Regions from separate parts of the Homo sapiens genome. Here all the other regions are linked to region 3. Evidence: chromatin contacts called from ENCODE Hi-C or POLR2A ChIA-PET data. All regions are on one chromosome and are shown on one strand. Each heading gives the region's core, a stretch centred on a gene start or an enhancer-like site at or near the end of the contact. The rest is flanking DNA. Distances are from core to core; before and after follow the strand shown. Region 1 holds the start of DKKL1 (dickkopf like acrosomal protein 1). Region 2 holds the start of PRR12 (proline rich 12). Region 3 holds the start of DBP (D-box binding PAR bZIP transcription factor). Region 4 holds the start of CD37 (CD37 molecule).

Region 1 (5,044 bases), core at 1,394-3,893, 730 kb before region 3:
ATTAAAAACCCTTCTTGGTTTATAAAACATTTTGGTGCTCATAGAAACACTTTGATTGACTATTATGTAGTTAAAAAAAAAAAAGAAAACCACTTTGATACAAAACCCTCTAGGGTCTACTAAACCCTTGCAGATGTATTCTGAGGTCAAAAATCTCATTTCTGACAGTTGGATTGCCCCACTTGAGAGATGGCAAAACTGAGGCTCAGAAGGAGGAAGTTCCACACAGAGGAGTAAGAGGGTCAGTTCCTCTTCTTGTCCTCCTAAACTACAGAAAATGTTAGGGCCTCACCAGGCATGGTGGCTCATGCCTGTAATCCCAGCACTTTGGAAGGCCAAGATGGGCAGATCACTTGAGGTCAGGAGTTCAAGACCAGCCTGACCAACATGGAGAAACCCTGTCTCTACTAAAAAAATACAAAAAATTAGCCGGGCGTGGTGGCAGGTGCCTGTAATCCCAGCTACCAAGGAGCTTGAGGCAGGAGAATTGCCTGAACTTCGGAGGCGGAGGTTGCAGTGAGCCAAGATCGTGCCACTGCACTCCAGCCTGGGTGACAGAGTGAGACTCTTCTTTAAAAAAGAAAAAAAGAAAATGTTTGGGCCTGGACACTTTGACGGCGGGGCACGTCCTAACCTTCAAATCACCCTCGAAGCTCCCCTCCGCTGGTTGAATGGATGCCACCACATTCTCGGAGATCAGCACCTCTCCTGTCTTGTTGTCGGTCATCTGTGAGGATCCGATGAGAGAGTGAGAGCAAACCTGCTTTCCTCCTCCGCCCTCCTTCCCTCCCAACAGATACTGCAGCACGAGGGATGGCGGGATGGAGGGATCCCAAGGGGACTTCAGGAAGGGCTTCCCTGCATAGGCACCTTGTCGATCTGGAGGTGGCTGGAGAGGGTGTTGTTCCCCAGCTGGTGCTCCTGGTTCTCCTCTTTGTGGTAGTTCCCAGGGAGGCCCCGGAAGTCCATGGGGGCAGAGAATAAGCTGTCTATGCCCCGAAGCAGGTTACCCTGGGGCCGGAGGAGGGACTGGTGAGCTGCTGGACCTCACATCTCCTCAGTACAGCCCCTTCTGCAGCCCTGCTAGGATGCTCCCGAGGCCTTGCCCCAAGTCCCTCCCATCCCCTTTACTTTCTGCCCTCTGATACTTAGGGCCTAACCTCCGGCCTCCATCCCCCATGAATTCTCTCTCTATTCTCAGTCCCATTGCCTTACTATCCCTGTTCCTCTTCTGTCCCCATCCCCCTCTCCTCCTGTCTCTTTCCCCAGTCTCTTGTCTCTGTCCCATCTCCTCTCTCTTTGCCTGTTACCTTTCCTCTCTTATTTATGCACGTATATATTTATTTGTTTAGAGACAGGGTCTCCTTGTTCTGTCATCCAGGCTGGAGTGCAGTGGTGCTATCATGGCTTACTGCAGCCTCGACCTCCTGGGCTCAAGGGATCCTTCTGCCTCAGCCTCCCAAGCAGCTGGGATTATAGGCGCATGTACCTGCAACTATTTTTTATATTTTTTTGTACAGATGAGGGTCTCACTATGTTACCCAGGCTGGTCTCCAAGTACTGGGCTCCAATGATCCTTCTGCCTCAGCCTCCCAAAGTGCTGTGATTATAGCCTGGGCCCAGTCCCTTCCCTCTTCCTATCTCTTGGTCTCCCTGTTGCCCTCTCATCCTGTCTGTCCCCCTGCCTGGCCCTGAACCATCTCCCACTCTGTGTCCCTGAACCTCTTCTCAGTACTTCTTCCCCCATCCCCCCGCCATCGCTTACTTTCAGGAAAAGTCGGCTGAAGCCTTGGAGTAGGCTCTGGAGGCCTGTGAGACCCAAGGAGCTCTCTTGGGCGTCAGCATCATGGATAGGAGCTGCAGCGGAGGGGATCACCAGGGTAGAGAGGAGCAGCAGCAGGACCAGCAGATGCCGCCTTGCGGGGGCAGGTGGGGAGGCTGTGGCAAGGGTCGGGGTCAGAGCCCCGCACAGTGGCCACGCCCCCACCCAAGACGCCCCTCTCCAGCACCTTGCCCAGGTCGCCTCCCCAGTTCAGGCAACTCCCACACCGCGCTCATTTCCCCCACTGCTTCTTTCTTCTACTCCCACACCCTCCACCTTGCCAGGCCCCGTCTTCTCCCAGGTCTGGCTCTTCTGGGTTCTGTCTCATATGCTTTTTTTTTTTTTTTTTTGAGACCGAGACTCTGTAGTCCAGGCTGGAGTACAGTGGCACAATCACGGCTCACTGCAGCCTCGACCTCCCCGGGCTCAGGTGATTCTCCCACCTCAGCCCCCCGAAGTAGCTGGGACCACAGGCGCGCGCCTCCACGCCCGGCTAATTTTTGTATTTTTTGTAGAGACAGGGTTTCGACATATTGCCCAGGCTGGTCTCGAACTCCTGATCTCAAGCGATCCGCCCACCTGGGCCTCCCAAAGTGTTGGGATTGCAGGCGTAAGCCACAGCACCCGGCCTCATCCAATGGTCTTTTCCTCACTTTCGCCCACGTTCACCACCAGATCTCAATCCTCACCTTCTCCCATACCCCGCCCCTTCTTCTGGGCTCCGCCTTTATGCTAGACCACAGCCCGGGTCACCGGACTCCCGGATTCCGGCCGCCCACGTACTGTTAAAGCCAAACAGTTATGGTCTCGAGCCCAGGTCTGGTCTAGAGCGTTGGTTGCGCTCCGCGAGCCGTAGCCACGCCCCTATTGTCTGACCACGCTCCAAACTTGCCGGCCTCACCCAGGAGCCCGGGCCTCTACTCCATGACCACGCCCTTGGTGACACAGCCACGCCCCATCCTTCGTTCACCACACCCCTTAAGCCAGAGCCGTGAGTTCATTCCCTGGCCACGCCCACACAGTCAGACCACGCCCACGTCAGTTGACCTCAGTCCTGGAGACCAAGTCCTGGAAGTCCTGGCGGTGTTCTCTGATTGCGGCCCTCGTTTCGGAGTCCCGCCCAATCGCAATGGCCACGCCCCTTGGCTGAAAGCCACGCCCCTGCACTGGGCCACGCCCCTGCACTGGACCACGCCCCTGCGTCCCAGATCTTGCCCTCATCACCCCAAGTTCCAGTCCTAGGCTCCTCCTACTGGAGACACCGGAGTACAAGCATCCCTTTTAGCTCTCACTCTAATTGTGTATCTGTTTCGGAACCTTTTCTCCGTGTCCCTTCTGGTTTTCCCGCTCCCGCTCCACTAAAAAGTCCCGTTGTCTCCGGAAACCCTAAATCCAGTCTTATATTTCATCTTCCAAGGAACCCAGAATCAGACTTCCTTTTCCCTGAGGACCTCAGGTCCGGACTCCCGCCCCCTCTAGTCCCGTAATTTTGAACACGCAGCCTTTCACCCTTAAGGGACCGGGCCCTAAGCCATCTTCCCTCAGGCACCAAAGCTCTCTTCCCCGTCCCGGGACAGCCGCCAGCCGTCTCCAGTCCACTAGCGCCTGTAGATGAGGAATCTGCACCTACGTGGGCCTCCAATAAACTCCCGGTGGTCCTGCCCACGACTCTTAACTGTGGTGAGGTCACAAGGAAACCAGGTCGTCATAGGAATCAGTCAAAACCCATCCCCAGACCCCAATCCTCAAAAAAAAAAAAAAACAAAAAAAACAAAAAACAAAAAAACCAAAAACCAAACAGAAAAAAAGAAAAAAAACCTCAGGGCTTAACAGTAAAGACTCTTTGTATTCGTATCACTTCCGCACCCCCAATACACAAACACGAGGGTAGCCGGGATTCCAGGCGCCTAGCCCCGTCCCCTCTCAGACCTAGGAGCCCATATCTCTCTCCAGCCGCTTCCTCTCCCAGACCCAGGAGTCCCAGCCCCCAGACCCAGGAGTCCCAGCCCCCAGCCTCTCCTCCCTCAGATCAGGGGTTTCTGGCTCCTATCAGCCTTTTCCCTCCGACTTGGAGTCCGAACCCCCAATCCCCCTCCTTTCCCAAGCACCCAAATCCTGAGTTCCTACCAGCCCCGAGATAGACTAATCTCTCCCAAAGCAAAAATCCTTCCCCAAACTGTCACCGTCGGATCCCCCTTCCCGCTGTCCGCCGGCCGGGCCCGCCCCCCCCTCCGGTCCCTCCCACTTTTCCCAAACAAAGCTCCCGGCAACTTTCTCCCTCGCAGCGCCCCGCCCGCCCGCGGCTCCCCAGCCCCAGGCCGGGAGGTAGGAAGGCGCCGGCGGGAGTCGGGGATCCTGCTTTGGGGTGTGTGAGTTGGGGTGGGGAGTTGCTTCTTAGGAGGTGAGGCGTGCGTTTGCGGGACCGTCTCTGAATGGTTCGCAGCCCTCTTTTTGCCCGGGGGCCCGAATTTGCTCCCGTGACCGAGCCTCAGTGAGGAGTGGGAACTCTGGCCGGAGTTAGGGTGCCTGCGGCTGGGTCTGAGTTTGGGCGTGCGCGCAGGAGCGGGTGCGGGCCAAGGGCGCTGGCGGGGTGTGGGGCGTGCGTCTGCGGCGGTGTCACTTTGGAGTGAGAAGGACCCCTTGTGTAATCTGGGGGGCATTTGGTCCTTCTTACGGAGAAGGGAGGGCCTCTGGGGTGGCCGAGGGGAGGTTACGGGGCTTTCTGGATCTTAAGTCTTGCCTCTTTGGAGGTTTAGGGTCTGGGGCGGGAAATTAGGGGGACCTTTCTTACCCGGCTCCACCGTCCCTTTGTCTGGCCACATGGGGAAGGGCTGGGCTGGGATTTTGGCCTACGGGGGTCCTGAACGCCGCAGCGCCACTGGGCTTGGCTGGGGTCTTTGTCTGCTATGGTCGGCGGGAGGAGGGGAATAGGGGCCTGGACTCTGGGGTCCTGGGAAAGCTGTGGAGGACATGGAGCCTCCGGGGAGGCGGGATCTGACTGTATTGGAAAAAGTTTTCCCTGTTCCCGGCCTCCGGAAAGTCACTGGGAACTTGAGTTGGATCAGAGCCCACGGCGCACGGGGGAGGGGAGGGGCGGGGCCCGGTGCCGGAGGGGAGTCGCCCTGGCCGGCAAGCCCCTCCCCTGATGGGGGTTGTGGGAAGCTGGGGGAGGGGACGCCTGGGCCCTTTGTTCTGGCTCTTCTGATGGCAGGGCGCCCCTGT
Region 2 (5,654 bases), core at 1,855-4,354, 950 kb before region 3:
GAGGGGAGGGAAGGGGGAAAGGTGAGACAGTAAAGCAAGACAAGGGGCAATCCAGTCATAAGGACAGGGGGCCCAGGTAGGAAATGGTAGACAAAAGTGTAGAAAAATCTAGAAGCGAAAGAGCCAGGAGCAAAAGAACAGAGTCCTCAGTAAGGCTGGGAGGGAGACCAAATTTGGATATTTCCAGCAAGGAAGAGGAAAGGATGGGACAATGAAGTCTAAGAAAGACCAGAGAACGTGTCAGAAAGGATTGAGCTAAGTGGGAGGGTTCAGAAAAAAAGATGGGGAGGGAAAAAGGGAAGGAGCCAATCAGGAGGGTCAAGGGTCAAACTGGACAGCATCATGTCATTACCAGTACCCCTAGGAAGAGGGAACCAATCAGAAACCTTGGAGGCAAAGGCAAGGTGGGTAGAATAAGGCAATGGGGCAAAATAAGATAAAACAGGGCGGGCCAGAGAATTAGAGCCAATCAGGAAGAAAGGGAATCAGGAAGAAAGAATTCAGAGTTCCAAAGAGCCAAAAGAATAGGGCAAACCCAGAGGGAAAGAATTGGGGTGGGTTGGGGAGAGGCGGAAAAGCCTGGAAGAGAAGGTGGGATTTGGGGGCTGATGGTAACAGGGCCAATTGGAGCGAAAGGGGAGGGGCGAGGCAGGGGCGGACGAATCCGGCGAGAAATGAAGCAGCGACCAGCAGCCTCAAAGGCAACCAATCAGAGGAGACACAGCAAGGGGCGGGCCACGGCACGGGCCACGGCCAATTAGGAGGGGCGGAACTTTCAACAGCCAATCAGCTGCCTCGGGGGGAGGGGGAGGGCCAGCCCAAAGCGGGGCGGGATGGGGGCCGTACCTGCCGGGTGGTGGTTGGTGGCATAGCTTTGCAGTGGGTGGGGGGCCGCATAGGCCTGGCGGTGTAAGATGTCCGTCTCGGGGTGCGAGGTCCTGGAGCTGCCATAAACCAAGCTGGGGGGAAAGGGGAGACGTCAGGGGGTTCTTCCAAGCTGCCTTCTGAGAAGGAAGCTCAGAAAACCCCCCGGGGAGTTGGGGGGACCCTTCCAGCTGACCGGGGTGGGGGGTGTTAAGCTAAGGAACCGTAGGCCCTAAAGGGGAGAACACAAGGGAATCGGGGTGCTCAACTAAAGAGCCACAGAAATGGCCCCCACTCCAGAGCCCGAATAAAGAGAGCCCGGATAGTCTCACGTTTACAAACAGGCATGCTCAGAGACGAGACTAACACACAGAAGAGGGTCCAAGGCAGAGCAAGCGTCTTGATTTGCAAATGAGAGCCCTCCCCCGTCGACCCCACAAACCCCCCCCAGCCCCCGTTCCGGCGACACAGGCTATGGGGCCAACGCCAGAGGTCCACATGGACGCCTCCTCTTCCGTAGACACACGGGAACACATAGGCCCTGAACTTCATGGGGTGGTGCAGAACAAGTTGGGAGCAGGAGGAAGATCGGTTCCCAAGCGGCAACGGTTTGGGGGGTGGAGAGAAGAGGGAATAAGACCTGGGGAAAGTACCAGGTACAAGTGTGAACAAGAACACCGACCATCCCCGGGGGTTGAGGTTCAAATGCATGGGCCCATGCAATGCCAGGTATGTGTGCAAACGGGTATCCAACTCACCCGTGGGGAAGAAAAGATATAGACGGAGGAATCCCACACGGAAAATCCTGACACACTTGGGGTTATGCCCTGCTGGGAAATCCAGGTGTGTTGGGGGGGAGGTGCTGGGGATAGGTGAAGTGTGAGGGCGCCACACCAATAAGCAACAGGAAAGGGGCAGATTCACAGGTGAACACGCTGCCAGCCACGCACGCACAGGGCCCACGCTCAGACACACAAACACACACCCGGGAAACATCCGACTCTTCCCATGCAACGGCACCAGTCCGTGGCCAGACTCAAGAGGGCAAACGCTCCACTCCTTGCGATCAACTAGGATTCTCTGCCTTTGGGGGTGGGGGCATTAAAGGGGGCGTGTCCCAGACGCCTGACCCCCTCCCTTACACACACACAACCCCAGCTTAGGAAGGGGGCGGGGCCCCGTGCCCACTCTGCGCGCGGAATTCTTGGGGGGGCGCCTAGTGGCGCGGCCTCGCACAGTCCCGGAACAATAGGACCTGAGAGGGGGTTCGCGCCCCCCAGATCTGCGTTCTAATTCTTCTCTTCTTCCCACCTTTGCAAGAGCAGTGCCTGGGGCGCGGGGGGGAGGGGTCACCAAGCCGGGAATCCAAGGATGGGGGGAAGTCCAGGCCTTGCTTCGCCAGTCCCTCCCACCTTCCCAAGGCCTTCCCGTCCGAAATTGTTTTGCACCCCCATTTTCCCGCTGCAATTCTCCCTTTGCATGCCGGAGCTGGCTTTGGCGGAGTTTGCAATTTGCAAACTGGGGCGGCGGCGTTGTTACAAACCGAGGAAGGCCGCTCCCTTGCAAGCCGGAGGGGAGTTTGCGATGCACGCGTCGCCGGGCGGGCCCGGCCCGGCCCGGCCCGGCCCGGCTGGGCTCCCACCCCTTGGCCCCCTTCTCTAGGCCACCCTCAGCTCCTTACCTAGCTTTCGCTGACCTCTCGTAACTCCATCCCGCCCCGGCGCCGAGCGGGTCCCCGAAGCCGGCGCTGGGGTAGTTCCTGTCCATGAATTGGCCGCGGTGGAAATTGGGGGGAGGGGGAGGGAGGGAGGGAGGGAGGGGGCGCGCGCGCGCTCTCCTCCGCCGCCGCTCCCTCCGCTGCTGCTTTTTTTTCCCCCCTTTTCTCTCTCTCTTTTTTTCTTTGCAGCCGCCGAAGGCCCGGGAAGGCCCCGGGCGGGGGAGGGAGGGGGCAGGGGCGGAGGGGCGGGCAAGGGAGGGGGTGCAGTCGCTGAGCCAAGGAAGGGGGAAGGGGGGTTCCCCCTAGAGGAGGGAAGGGGGGAGGAGGGACCCCGCTGTCTCCGCCTTTGCCCCGGCGCTTGCGAGAGAAAAGGGGGGGCGCGCGCTCGGGAGGGGGCGTCCCGGGCGGCCCCGGGGTGGGTGCAGGCGCTGGGTGCTCGCTCTCTCGCCGCCGCCGCCGCCGCCTCCTCCTCCTCTGCGCTCACGGTGCAGCCATCTTTGCACAAGGCGGCTGGGGGAGGGGGGAGGGGAAGGGGGGGCGGGCGGCGGGGTGTCTGGCTGCGCTCCGCTTCCTCCCACAATCCCGTGCAAATGCAAAAAAAAAAAAAAAAAAAGGGAGAGTGAGAGAGAGACTGAGCGCGAGCAGGGCCTGGGGGTGTAGGGCGCGTTTGCACAGAAAACCAGTTCCGATGCGCCCGGGATCGCAGTTCATTTCATTATTATTTTTTGCATTATTTCTGCTTTTTTTGGTCTCCTTTCCGAAGGGTTTTTATTTAGGGGAACAGCTCAACTCCAGCTCCCTGGGTGCAATGCGAGCCTGCCCGCACCGAGCGCGCTTGCAAATATGCCCCCCGCCCTTTCCCTGGGTTACGAAGTGCCCCTGTACCGCACGGGGAGTGCACGAAGACACGCGTGTGCACAGGCGGGGCTCTGCGTGTGCGTACCCTGTGGCACTGGAGGGGGCTGTCAGGTCATATCTGCCCATACACAAGATGGCACAGCCGGGGCTGGGCTCCTGGGTCCGAATTTCCCCGCGCGTCTGCCTACCACGGGGGCGGAACTGACCAGTGCCCTCACGGTCAGGAGAGTGTGGGGGCCCGTGAGGGGCCAGGACACGGGAACACGTTGCCGAAAACATGTGTATATCCATACGCGGCGGAAACGCGTGTGCCAGGGCAGGCCTCGGGCCGGATGACCCCTACTCCCACCATTCCCCACTCCAAGTCCAGCTTCGGCGTCTATGAGGCCTAGCGGCTTCCGGAATCCGGTATGAATCAGGGGCACGGTTCGGAGAGCCGGGTCTCGAAAGCAGCTCTTCAGTGAGGCCTCCTGAGGCTGCAAGAGGAAAGGCACACTAGGGAGTCAAAGATCTGGCTGTTTTTCTCCCCCCTTCAACCAGGACCACTCCGACCGCCCTTGGCGTCTCAGCCAATCCAGGACCCTCTGGGCACAGGCCCCACCCTCCTATACGGCTCCACACATACAACGCTGGGCCACGCCCCTAGACCATTGCATGGGGCCCCGCCCCCGCACTCCAAGCCCCGCCCCAGGTAAGAAGGCCCAAATTCCAAGTCCCGCCCCTGAGCCCAGGTTCCTCCTCCAACGTGCCCACCCCTCTGCGCCCCGCCCCCGGGCAGAAGCCACGCCCCATACCTGGTGTAGGGGGGTGGAGGTGCGTCGTGTACCCCAGAGGCTGCCAGCGCCTGCTCATAGGTGGGGAGGCCTGGGGGTGGGGGTGGGGGTGGAGGCAGGGGCGTCGGTGGGCCCAGAGGGTTCAAAGGACTCAGAGGGCTAATGAGCCCGGCCCTGGGGACAGCAAAGGTACAGTTAGCAGAGGCAACTTACAGGATACCTAGACTAGGGAGGAAGAGAGGGGATCTAGGAGACGGAGACTCAGGGTGACACTGGGACAGAGCTGGAAGGGAGGTGGACTTCAGAAAAGGAGGGTCACCTTCAGCCTAGCCTTACACACAGAAAAGCGCCTCAAATGACAGGCAGCTGCACACAGACAGGTAGACACAGAAATCAGCAACCACAGAGACACACTCTTATTCAGACACACTCATGTGCACCAGATACAGGCAGAGCAATAGAGAAAAAGACAGCCCTGCCGGGTGCATGGCGCACACCTGTAGCTCTAGTTCCTCAGGAGGCTGAGGTGGGAGGATTTCTTGAGCCCAGGAAATTGAGGCTGCAGTGAACTGTGAACCGGCCACTGCACTCCAACATGGGCAACAGAGTGAGACTTTGTCTTTTTTTAAAAAAAAAAAAAAAAAAAAGGGCCAGGCGTGGTGGCTCACACCTGTAATCCCAGCACTTTGGGAGGCCAAGGCGGGCAGATCACCTGAGGTCAGGAGTTCGAAACCAGCCTGACCAACATAGAGAAACCCATCTCTACTAAAAATACAAAATTAGCTGGGCGTAGTGGAGTGCGCCTATAATCCCAGCTACACTGGAGGCTGAGGCAGGAGAATCACTTGAACCCGGGAGGCAGAGGTTGCAGTGAGCCAAGATCATGCCATTGCACTCCAGCCTGGGCAATGAGAGTGAAACTCCATCTCAAAAAAAAAAAAAAAAAAAAAGACAGCCCTGTAGAGAGGCAGGCCAACACACACCAAACAGACAGAACTCAGCCCATCCATATAGACAGGAACACAACACAGACGCACTCCTCACCAATTTCCCACACCCACTCAGGTGCTGCACCTGTTACCACTGAAACTGACATACCACAGACACCAAGACACCACAGGCTGCACCGTCGCAGCCTCACCAGATACAATATCCAGAGTCGTAATTCCACGGATACTGGTAATCTCAGTACCGCAAAGACAGGCTGGCAGCAAAAGTGGTCAGAGCTCCTACTGCGGGCCAGGTACTGAGGATCCAGACAGAGCGACAGTCGCCAAAACCAGACACAAGCCAGCTCACAGACTCACTCTCCAAATGACTGTGTCCTTAGGTCTTTCATCAGTGCCTGCCTGCCCCCAATCCTTAGCACATCCCTTTAGGTCAATGCTTCCTCCCTCCCCTGCTCTCCACCACCACCCCCTCCTCGCTGAAGCCCCCTTACT
Region 3 (4,981 bases), core at 1,174-3,673:
GCCTCTTTGTCAACGTGAGCGGAGGCGAGATTCAGAGGGAGGGAGCAGTTGGGTGCCTGGAACCCGGGGTCTGAGGGAAGCGGGGTGCTGGGAGGCCCAGACTCCTGGGTCCTGGGGGAGGAGAAGGTTGAGGGCTTGGACTTCTGGGCTCCTGTGTCCTCACCTCGTACCCCCACACAGGTTGCCAGTACCTCTAACCCATTCCTCAGTCGCCTCCTTAACCGCGACACCATCACTCGCATCTCCTACAAGAGTAAGTCCCTGGCGTGCTGGGGGCAGTGGTCACACACGAGGGGGTTCAAGAGTGCCATCCCTCTTTACTCTGGCCTGATATTCCCGCAGATGATGCCTACTTTCTTCAAGACCTGAGCCTGGAGCTCCTGTTCCCTGAATCCTTCGGCTTCATCACCTATCAGGGCTCTCTCAGCACCCCGCCCTGCTCCGAGACTGTCACCTGGATCCTCATTGACCGGGCCCTCAATATCACCTCCCTTCAGGTGACCCTCTGTCCGCACCGCCCTTCCTAGGCCTGGGTACTCCACTCACTGGCCTGGGCATCCCCTTGCTCACCTGCCCTCCCTCTCCTCATAGACTGAACTCAAGTAGGTAAGAGGGTCAGACCACCTTGGGGGTGGGTGGGGCTGAGAACAGACCCCGCCCACCTGCTCCCAGGGGCGGGGTTTCCTGCGTGACGTCACCAAGACCATTCACTATTCACTCCCAGTTTCCCACCCTCCTTCCACTGCAGATGCACTCCCTGAGACTCCTGAGCCAGAATCCTCCATCTCAGATCTTCCAGAGCCTCAGCGGTAACAGCCGGCCCCTGCAGCCCTTGGCCCACAGGGCACTGAGGGGCAACAGGGACCCCCGGCACCCCGAGAGGCGCTGCCGAGGCCCCAACTACCGCCTGCATGGTATGGTCCAGTCTGCACCCCCTCTAAGTCTTGGGCTAACCCTCTTATATGTGTCTCCCCTTGGTGTCTCAGTGTGATTCAGTCCCATCCTCCTTCCTGCGTCTATATGGTCTAGCCTCGTGAGCTGTCTCTTTTTCTCTCTTTCCCTACATGTCTATGTGGTACAGTCCACCTGCCAGCCCTAGGCCATTGCTAGCCCACGATTTGTCTTTCCTCTTCACTGCTTTGTAACTTGGTCTATAACCCTTGACCCCTGCCTTCCTATGGTCCAATTACCTACTGTTCTGTGCTTCCTATTACTGTGAATTTCCAAAATGGTACAATTTGGATCCTCTCTCCCTTTCCAAGTCGTACTACCTTACGCTGTTCCACAATCTGATGCTCCCTTCCCCCTTACTGAGAATCTACAAGGTACAACCCCTTCCCTCCACCTCTGCCTCCCTGTGGTTTAGCCCAGGAATCTCACACACCCCCGGCTTCGCAACATGGTACAGTCCACACCCCCCCCCCCCCATGAAGACCTTCAAGTAGTTCAGCCTACTGCTGAATCTGGACGTCCCGATTCCCCCCTCCTATTGGCTTCTTGTGGTTCAGCCCAGTGCTTCTCGACCTAGTACATTCTGGTTCCCCGCTCGCAGACTTCCGACGGTAGGGCCCAGCGCGGCGCAGCCCACGCCCCCTGCACACCCCCCGCCCCTTCCATCCTATACTGACGCCCCCTGCCGTTGTTCTCTGTCTTACAGTGGATGGTGTCCCCCATGGTCGCTGAGACTCCCCTTCGAGGATTGCACCCGCCCGTCCTAAGCCTCCCCACAAGGCGAGGGGAGTTACCCCTAAAACAAAGCTATTAAAGGGACAGAATACTTCCTGTTTTCTCAGTGGTCTGATTCTAGGCGCGGTGGGGAAACATTTGGGTATTAAAGAACAGACTTCTTCCGGAAACCAATCTTCCTCTTTCTAAACCTCCGCTCTCGGTATTTTGGCTTCCTGCTTCTCAAAACCATCTTTAGGACCGCGGCCCCTTTAAGCGGCGCCCCTTTTCCCCCCATCACCCCCCTCGCCATCAGGCAGCACGAGCAGAGCCATGTGCTTCCCCCTCCCGCCTGCCTCATTGGCCCAAACTGGGTCACGGTCCCGCCCCCCAGTACCGCCTCCCATTGGGCAAATGTAGGTCAGTGTCCCGCCTCCCACCGAAAGGCAAGGCAACTTCACGCGCTGAGCCCCTCACGCGCCCTCCTGGGCCCTGGCGGACCCAGAGGCCCCATTGGCTGTGCGTCTCAAGGTGTCGGAGACGATTGGTCCGTGTTTGCAGCCGGAGGGAGGCACGCGGCTGGGTTGCATGCCCATAGAGGCTGGCGGGGCTGGACGCGCCGGGCGGGGACCCGGAGGAGGGGCGCGCGCTGTGGCGTCGGGTGTTTTGGTTTGGATTTTTTTTTCCGCGAAAGAAGTTTGCTTTGGCCACGCCTCAAGGCGGCCGCCTCCTCCTGCCCCCTCCTCCGCCCCTCCGCGCACACCTCTCGGTGCAGATTGCAAAGCGCCTTCCGTTGCGAGAGCTGCAGATTTTGCAAGAGCCAGGCTCGCCCACCTTGTAGAAGGAGCGCCTTGAGTCCCCTCTCACCCTCGGTTGCAAAGAGCCGACCGCTTGATCTGGACACCCCCTCGCCCAGATTGCATGATCTCCCGGGACCCTCTTGAGTTGCACGTTTCTGCACCGAGGACCTCAAATCCCCGTCGCTCCTAGGATTTGCAGCGTTCTGGATACTGGAGGGTTGCAGGCTACACTCGCCCGCCCCTGGGCAGACACTCGTCCAAACCACTGGAGTGTGCTGGTGACTGGCAGGCCAGCCCTTCGCCTCTCCATGAACCCGTGAGCCTGGGGGCAGGTGCCAGGCGATGGCGCGGCCTGTGAGCGACAGGACCCCGGCCCCTCTGCTGCTGGGCGGCCCGGCCGGGACACCCCCTGGCGGGGGAGCGCTGCTTGGGTTGCGGAGCCTTCTGCAGGGGACCAGCAAGCCCAAAGAGCCGGCCAGCTGTGAGTTCTAACCCCCATCTCACCCACTTCGGACACCCTACCCCCTTAGGGACTCAGGTGCCGTGGGGTGGGGTCCCATAGAAACCTGCGTGCGGGGAGTCCATCTTCCCAACCTTAATCTACTCAATTACTCAGGTGTTTAGGCCCCTAGATCCCTTAGCGCCCAGGACCCAAAAGCGCCGGCTCTGAAGCCCGTCCACCCTAAGGACCCAGGCACCAACGTCCCCAACGTCCTCCCCGCTTAGTTCACAAGAGTGTAGGCCCCAGCCTCCTCTTCCTTTTGGTCCGGGAGTCTGGACCCCTGGGGTCCCAGGGAGGGGGTGTGTCGGGTGCTCACACGGTGGTGACACGGGCTTGGGCGGGGCGTCATGGGGTCACATGGAGTCTAGGGATGAGGGATGTGCCCCAGGAATAGAGCCCCTTCCTGCCCCTTACAGATGGTGGGGGAGGGGAAGGGGGTACAGCGCGCAGGGGATGGGGGTTGGGTAATTACAGTGAAATTACAGAGCTGTCATTTTTTCTCTCACCTGCCCAACCCTCCACCTACCCTGTCCCTGCCCCCCTATTCCTGAACTTCCGTCTCTCTTTCTCTGGTTCGCTGTCTTTCTGTGTGTCTATTCCTTCCCGGCATTCTGTCCCCATCTCTGTGAATCTGTCCACCTGTCTCTGCCACCCCCGTCTCCATTCTTTCTGGGTCTCTCTCCCACTCTGCGTCTCCGTCCCTTTTTCTCCCGTCTCTCCTCTCCGACCCCCCGTCCCCTCTTTCTCTGGATCTCCGCCCTGTGCCTCTCGGACTCGGGGTCTCTTCTCCATCTCTATCTCCCCCACCTCACCCTCATCCCAACCCGTCTTTCCCGGCCCGCAGGTCTCCTGAAGGAAAAGGAGCGCAAGGCGGCCCTGCCTGCAGCCACAACCCCTGGGCCAGGCCTGGAGACTGCGGGCCCGGCGGATGCCCCGGCTGGGGCAGTGGTGGGCGGAGGGTCCCCGCGGGGGCGCCCGGGGCCGGTGCCCGCCCCGGGTCTGTTGGCGCCACTGCTGTGGGAGCGCACGCTGCCGTTCGGCGATGTGGAGTACGTAGACCTGGACGCCTTCCTGCTGGAGCACGGGCTCCCGCCCAGCCCGCCGCCCCCCGGTGGCCCGTCGCCGGAGCCGTCGCCCGCGCGGACGCCCGCACCCTCCCCAGGGCCGGGTTCGTGCGGCTCGGCTTCCCCCCGCTCCTCTCCTGGGCACGCCCCCGCCCGGGCTGCCCTCGGGACCGCCAGCGGCCACCGCGCAGGTGCGGCGAAGGGGGCGGGGCGGGTCCTGACGGGGCGGGGCTTGGACTCAGGGGGCGGGGCTGTGCGACGCTGGGGGCTGGGACCGTGGGACCTGGCTGCGGCCTCGAATTCTGTGTCCAGTTGTCGAGAGGTGTCGTGGGAGGGGGCCAGATTCGGTGTCTCTTAATGGGTCAGGGACCAATGGATCCATGGGGGAGGAGAGACTTGGAACCCTAAATTCCAGGAAGCCTGCCCAATGAGATTTTGTGGGTTTTTCTGTGGGACTTGGGGACAAACGATGTGGATACTCGTGAAGCCAGAACTGGAAGTCCGGAACACCAGAGTTATTTACTGGGGAGTGGACTGACCCCCGAATCTGGGCCCATAATCGATGGAACTGGGATAGGACTGGAGCCCCTAGGTCCTTTACAGGGGCAAAGGCAAAGGAGAGGCACAGAATTCTGTTTACCCAGGACATAAGAGACTGGCAGCCCAGGTCCCTGGGTCCCCCAGTGGGGCGTGCTGCAGCCCCGGGTCCCAGAGTTCTTCAGAAGGGAAAACGTTAGGGATGTTGTTTCTGGATCCTCCAATTGGGGCTGGGGCCAAGCTTCCTATATTCCTAGGAGAGGCCTGGGATCCCAGAATCGTGGTAGCCCAGTGGCGGGGGTTCTGGGAAGGTCCAGGAGGCCGATGCTCCCCGGAGAGCAGGGGGTTGGGAATCTTTGGAGGTTGAGTGGAACTAAGTGACTGGAAGAGCAAGAGGAAAGATGTTTCCCTTT
Region 4 (5,095 bases), core at 2,596-5,095, 700 kb before region 3:
CTCACCGTCTTCAGGCATCTACCCGCTCCCCTAGTCACCAGGGCACTCTAGTCTCCTTACTAGTGCACCCTCGCTTCACCTTTTCCAAGCCTGGCCCCTCCCTAGACATCTGTATTCCAGAGCCAGCCCAGCCTTTTCTTTAGGCCCTGCCCTTCCTGCAGACCCCGCCCCCTTCAGAGGGCCCCGCCCCTCCTGCCGTACCTTTCCTTTTCTCGTAGACCCCGCCCTTTCTCAGGCCGCTACTCACTGACAGCCCTCCCCCTCCCGCAGGCCCCGCCCCATTCGACAGGTTTATGCTCCGAACCCCTGCCCACCTCGCGGTAGATGTGGCTCTCTGCAGGGACAGCGCAGATGTCTGCACTGTGTCTGGACCGCGCCAGGTGTCCAAGCCTGCTGAGCTGGGGCAAGATCACCTTATCTAGGATTGTGGAGTCGTTGGTCGCCGACAAGTTGTAGCAGGAGCAGGGCACGCGGTGCGCCTCCGACCCGTTACCTCTCAGGATGAGGACTTGGAACCAGTCCTGCGGGTAGTGCCAGCCGCAGCAGCGCAGCTGGGAGAGGGATACGAGTCAGAGGGACCGGGACTGGAGACATATGATGTTGGGGATCAGGGGACAAGGTGATGGGTATGAGGTCAGGTCGGGGAGCAGGGGACTAAGTGGTGGGTGTGGAGTGGGGGACAGTGGGCTGGGGTCACGATGGGGCCGGAGCCAGGGGACATTACGGGAACATGGGGCTGGGAAAGACGAGTCACGGGGTGACCTGGGGCTGGGGAAGGAGCTGCAGGGTCGCGCTGTGGACTAGAGATTGGGTGGGTGGTGCAATTGAGCCTCTGATACCCGACAGGTGAATAGGAGTGCGAGACCATGTGAGTCTCATCGGGGGCGGGGTCCGGTGGAAGCCAGAGTCACTACGGGGTAGGAAGCCGTGTCTCGCTAGGGTCTTGGGACTAGGGGCCTGACAACCTCTGGTCGGGGCGGGGGCGGGGGCGGAGTCTCTCGAGGTAGATGGCGAAGCCACGCCAGGGTCTGGGTACTGGGAGACCAGGCGACGCCGGGGACAGTTGTGTCATCTGGGGAGTGGGGAGCGTCGGGCCTGGGAGGGATTGGGGTGTGTTAGGATCGTAGAGCTGGGGGTCGGGCCCACGTTGGGGTGGAGTCTCCTCCAAGCACAGGGCTGAGGCGGGTCAGTCCGGGAGGGAACTGGAGGAGGGGGGCTTACCTGGAACTGCACATAGTCCCAGCTCTCCTCGGCCGCGGTCTCCTCGGGGTTGGTGCCGTACTTTTGGATGGTTTTCTCTACGACGTCCCGCAAGCTTCGCTCCAGCTGAGAGGCCACCAGTGAGGCTGGGCCTTATCTTCCCCGCCCCACCCCTCCCCCTCTCAGGCTGTGCCAGCCTCAGGCGGGCCCTGTGCATCTCTGGGCCAGTCTCAAATCCTTACTGAATGGCTAGCTCTGTGTACTTCAGGTCTGTCTTTCTGTTTCTTCCACTATTTCTACGGCTCATAAGTCTCTGTCTCTTCTTTCAGGGCGTCTATTTCTTTCTCTTGTTCTCTCTTTTTCCCGTGTGTTTCCCTTTGGAGCTGTTTATGCCTGTCTCCCTTGGTCCAGGTCGGTGTGTCTTTCTATTAATTTATTTTTTGAGACAGGGTCTCACTCTGTCACCCAGGCTGAGTGCATGGCTCACTGTAGCCTCAAACTCCCTGGCTCAAGTGATCCTCCCACCTCGACCTCCCAAGTAGCTGGGACCCCAGGTGCACACCATCACACCCGGATTTTTTTTTTAAATATAGATGGGGTCTCACTATGTTGCCCAGGCTGGTCTCAAACTCCTGGACTCCCACCTCAGCCTCCCAAAGTGCTGGGATTATGGGATTACAGGCGTGAGCCACCAGGCCCAGCCTCTTATTTCTCTTTATCTAGGTTAGCCCCTGTCTGCCCTTGTTTCGGTCTCTCTCCACCCTCTCCCACCACTCCCTTCCCTCTCCTCCCTGCTGGGGGTGGGTGGTGGCCACTGCAGGAAGCTCACCTGGGCCCGCTGAGTGGAGATGAGGATTCCCAGGGTGATCTGTGTGGCAAACAGGAGCAGCAGCATCCCAAAATACTGGGGAGCAGAGTGGAGAGATCAGGCTGACCACCCCTGCAACCCCGGCCCAGGCCATTTTTGAGGGTGGGGATAGGAGTGTTCCTAGGGACGGAGAGGGATGGTGCACTCACCAGGCCCAGGAGGCAGCGGAGCTCCTTGAGGGCCCCCACACAACCCAGGAGGGCGATGCCCATGGTGAAGATTCCTGAGATGGCCAGGACTTTGGACCAGATCTGCAGAGGCACGAAGGCCAAGCCTGGGAGAGGTGAGGGGAGTGATGATGAGCTGTGTGGCACAGCTCCAGGCAGCCCCATTTCCCACCTAGGCAGCCACCCAAGTGGGGAGCAGTATCTTGGTGCCCCTCTCTCTGGGACTCTGTCCCTGCCCCACCCTGAGTCCCTGTTTCCTTCTGAAACTTTCTCTTCTTTCTGGGCCTGTTTCCCGTCCCTGGATCTCTGTCTCTCTTCCTCTTACCCTCTCCTTCCTCCTTCAGCTCCTCCTCGTCCCCAGTAGTTTCAGCCCTATCACTTGTTCTGTGACATTGGCTTGGCTCCTTAAACCTCCCTGAGGCATAGGAGATGATATCTATTTCTTAGGGTTTTTTTTTGAGTTGGAGCCTCGCTCTGTCCCCCAGGCTGGAGTGCAGTGATGTGATCTCGGCTCACTGCAACCTCTGCCTCCCAGGTTCAAGTGATTCTCCTGCCTCAGCCTCCCTAGTAGCTGCGACTACAGGCATGTGCCACCATGCCTGGCTAACGTTTTGTATTTTTGAGTAGAGACAGGGTTTCACCATGTTGGCCAGGCTATTCTCGAACTCCTGACCTCAAGTGATCCACCTGCCTCGGCTTCCCAAAGTGCTGGAATTACAGGTGTGAGCCACCGCGCCCGGCCCCTAGGGTCATTTTGAGAGACACATGAGGACATGTGTTCAACCCAGTCCTCAACACAGGGCAAAGACTTCTTAAATATGAGCGTTTAGGGTTATATTTCATTATTATTTAGGGTCATACTTCATTATTATTTTCCTATTATTAATGTTATTTTGGCTCTTTTACGTCCTTGCTGTATGACATCCATCAAGGGGCTTCCCCTCTCTGAACCTCAAGCGAGGGGAAGGTTTGTGGGGGCATCTGACCAGCCACAAGTCCCGACAGATAGGAAGTGCTTGAGAAATGGCTCTCATGATCATTGTTGTTTGTATGCACAACCCCATTTGCCGGAAGAAGACTCAGGCTCCAAGAAGCCTCCGGTGAGCAGTGGATGGGAGCCTGTAGCCTGCCTGCAGAGTAGGGCACCGTAGGTCTCCCTGAGACAAGGGAGACCCCAGGAAGTTGCTTGGGTTGGGGGAGGCCCTCCCACCTGCCCCAGCCCCCCTCACCCACAAAGGACACGAAGCTGGTCTTGTCAATGAGGATCCAGATGCCGAAGCAGAAGATCAGGCTGCCGAGGACCTGGGGAGAGGAGATGCGGATACGGGGGTGGGCCACAGGGGAAGATGAGGGCTGGGTTAGCGGCAGGGGCTGGGCCCCGGCTGGGTAGCCATGAGGCAACTCACGAAGAAGAAGAGGTTGAAAACGAAGAGGAAGTACTTGATGAGGCTGAGGCAGCTCTCCTGGGCTGACATCTTCACCTAGTGGGGTAAGCGGTCCACTCACCACACAGAAGAGGTGCTGACAGTGGGGGAGACAGGGAGAAAGAAAGAGGCTGAGAGAGAAAGAGAGACGGAGAGCTGAGAGAGAAAGGAAGAACCCCAAAAGAGGAAGTTCCAGGGGTGGGGCTCCACCCACTCCCGCTTCATGTAAGGTGGCTTTCTGTCTCTCTCTCTGTCCCTGTCTCCCTCACCTGCTCCACTGGGACACATGCTCTGGTACCTGAGGGGCCTTGGAATTTGTGGGCACCAAGGACTCATGGGGCAGTCCCTCCCAGGTCTCCATGTCTCAGGCGCTGGGGGATCTAAAGGGACCCCTGATCTACTGGAACCCACCTCTGGGCATGGGGACCTCAGGGCTGACCCTGGACAGCAGCTGACCTCACAGACACTCTGACCTCATGGCCTGCTAAGCTCTCCCATCTCTGCATCCAGCTGTGTCTCCCATTTCCTGCCCTGGGTCTCTTGTTCCTCCTCTCTGGGTCTTTGTCCCCACCTTCCTGCTACTCCCCATCTCTGTCCCCTTATCTCAGCAGAGTCTCTCCCTCCTCTGGGTCTCTGTCCTCCTGCCTCCTGGGGTCTCTATCCTCCCTCTCTCTGTGTTTCTTTATTTTATTTATATATTTGTTTCTTTTTGAGACAGGGTCTCACTTTTCACCCAGGCTGGAGTACGGTGGGGAAAACAGCTCACTGTAGCCTGGGCTCAAGCTATCCTCCCACCTCTGCCTTCTGAGTAGCTGGGATTACAGGTGCACACTACCATGCCTGGCTAATTTTTGTATTTTTTGTAGAAATGGGGTCTTGCTATGGAGTGGGAGTGTTGTATTTTTTATATTTAATTAAAAAAAAACAGAGATAGGGTCTCACTAGGTTGCCCAGGCTGGTCTGGAACTCCTGGACTCAAGCGACCCTCCTGCCTTGGCCTCCCAAAGTGTTGGGATTACAGGCGTGAGCCACTGTGCCTGGCCTCTCTCTGCTTCTGGCCCCTTCTTTGGGTCCTTCCTCCTTTCTCTCTTCATCTCTCTTTTGTTTTTGTTTTTGAGACAGGGTCGCCCAGGCTGGAATGCAGTAGTGCGATCATAGCTCACTGCAGCCCCAACCTTCCCAGGCTCGAGCAATCCTTGCACCTCAGCCTCCCAAGTAGCTGGGACTACAGGTGCACACCACCATGCCTGGCTAATTTTCTTCATTTTTTGTAGAGATGGGAGTCTCACTGTGTTGCCTAGGCTGGTCTCAAATTTCTGGGCTCAAGTGATCCTCCTGCCTTGGCCTCCTAAAGTGCTGGGATTATGGGCGTGAGCCACTGTGCCCAGCCTGTCTTCTTTTCTCTGTCTCCCCCTTCCCCACTTGTTTTTGTGCCT

The links. A loop is a pair of places that touch in the nucleus more often than their neighbours do. ChIA-PET counts read pairs that join two places held with the same protein, here RNA polymerase II (POLR2A). Pooled maps may share reads with other maps.
Region 1: a map of ascending aorta shows a loop between it and region 3 (4-fold over the local background). The contact joins the promoter of DKKL1 here to the promoter of DBP in region 3. A Hi-C loop is called at or near these places in 1 of 168 maps with a recorded cell type or tissue (ascending aorta) and 3 of 50 pooled maps. POLR2A ChIA-PET finds 5 or more read pairs at or near these places in 1 of 52 experiments (activated T-cell).
Region 2: a loop to region 3 is called in a map of CD8-positive, alpha-beta T cell, with 11 times the contacts of the local background. The contact joins the promoter of PRR12 here to the promoter of DBP in region 3. A Hi-C loop is called at or near these places in 2 of 168 maps with a recorded cell type or tissue (both CD8-positive, alpha-beta T cell), 2 of 37 single-sample maps with no recorded cell type and 11 of 50 pooled maps. POLR2A ChIA-PET finds 5 or more read pairs at or near these places in 1 of 52 experiments (A673).
Region 4: a map with no recorded cell type shows a loop between it and region 3 (6-fold over the local background). The contact joins the promoter of CD37 here to the promoter of DBP in region 3. A Hi-C loop is called at or near these places in 5 of 37 single-sample maps with no recorded cell type and 6 of 50 pooled maps. POLR2A ChIA-PET finds 5 or more read pairs at or near these places in 2 of 52 experiments (Caco-2 and GM12878).

What each region holds. Positions count from the first base shown.
Region 1 is chr19:49,361,476-49,366,519 of GRCh38, reverse strand. DKKL1 (dickkopf like acrosomal protein 1) reads right to left here and starts at 2,643. Exons shown (of 5, transcript NM_014419.4): 1 at 2,512-2,643; 2 at 1,766-1,938; 3 at 871-1,011; 4 at 635-727. The coding sequence starts at 2,521. TEAD2 (TEA domain transcription factor 2) reads left to right here and starts at 4,104. Exons shown (of 13, transcript NM_001256660.2): 1 at 4,104-4,187. RefSeq lists enhancers at 4,311-5,019, 5,020-5,044.
Region 2 is chr19:49,588,632-49,594,285 of GRCh38, reverse strand. It overlaps PRR12 (proline rich 12), which reads right to left and starts at 3,104. Exons shown (of 14, transcript NM_020719.3): 1 at 2,546-3,104; 2 at 847-959. The coding sequence starts at 2,631. It overlaps PRRG2 (proline rich and Gla domain 2), which reads right to left. Exons shown (of 7, transcript NM_000951.3): 5 at 5,654; 6 at 4,234-4,386; 7 at 3,282-3,915. The coding sequence ends at 3,897. RefSeq lists silencers at 756-855, 2,416-2,665, 2,826-3,155, 4,016-4,175, 4,186-4,285 and enhancers at 1,366-1,445, 1,933-2,432, 5,500-5,559.
Region 3 is chr19:48,634,821-48,639,801 of GRCh38, reverse strand. DBP (D-box binding PAR bZIP transcription factor) reads left to right here and starts at 2,423. Exons shown (of 4, transcript NM_001352.5): 1 at 2,423-2,946; 2 at 3,812-4,222. The coding sequence starts at 2,808. CA11 (carbonic anhydrase 11) reads left to right here. Exons shown (of 9, transcript NM_001217.5): 5 at 1-14; 6 at 181-253; 7 at 343-497; 8 at 749-914; 9 at 1,658-1,856. The coding sequence ends at 1,683. It also overlaps the pseudogene SEC1P. RefSeq lists an enhancer at 1,206-1,375 and silencers at 1,986-2,205, 2,376-2,485, 2,716-2,835, 3,872-3,931, 4,052-4,361.
Region 4 is chr19:49,334,156-49,339,250 of GRCh38, reverse strand. CD37 (CD37 molecule) reads right to left here and starts at 3,845. Exons shown (of 8, transcript NM_001774.3): 1 at 3,642-3,845; 2 at 3,465-3,537; 3 at 2,218-2,342; 4 at 2,030-2,104; 5 at 1,222-1,326; 6 at 315-551. The coding sequence starts at 3,710. It also overlaps a transcript of SLC6A16 not described here. RefSeq lists enhancers at 3,615-3,734, 4,225-4,294.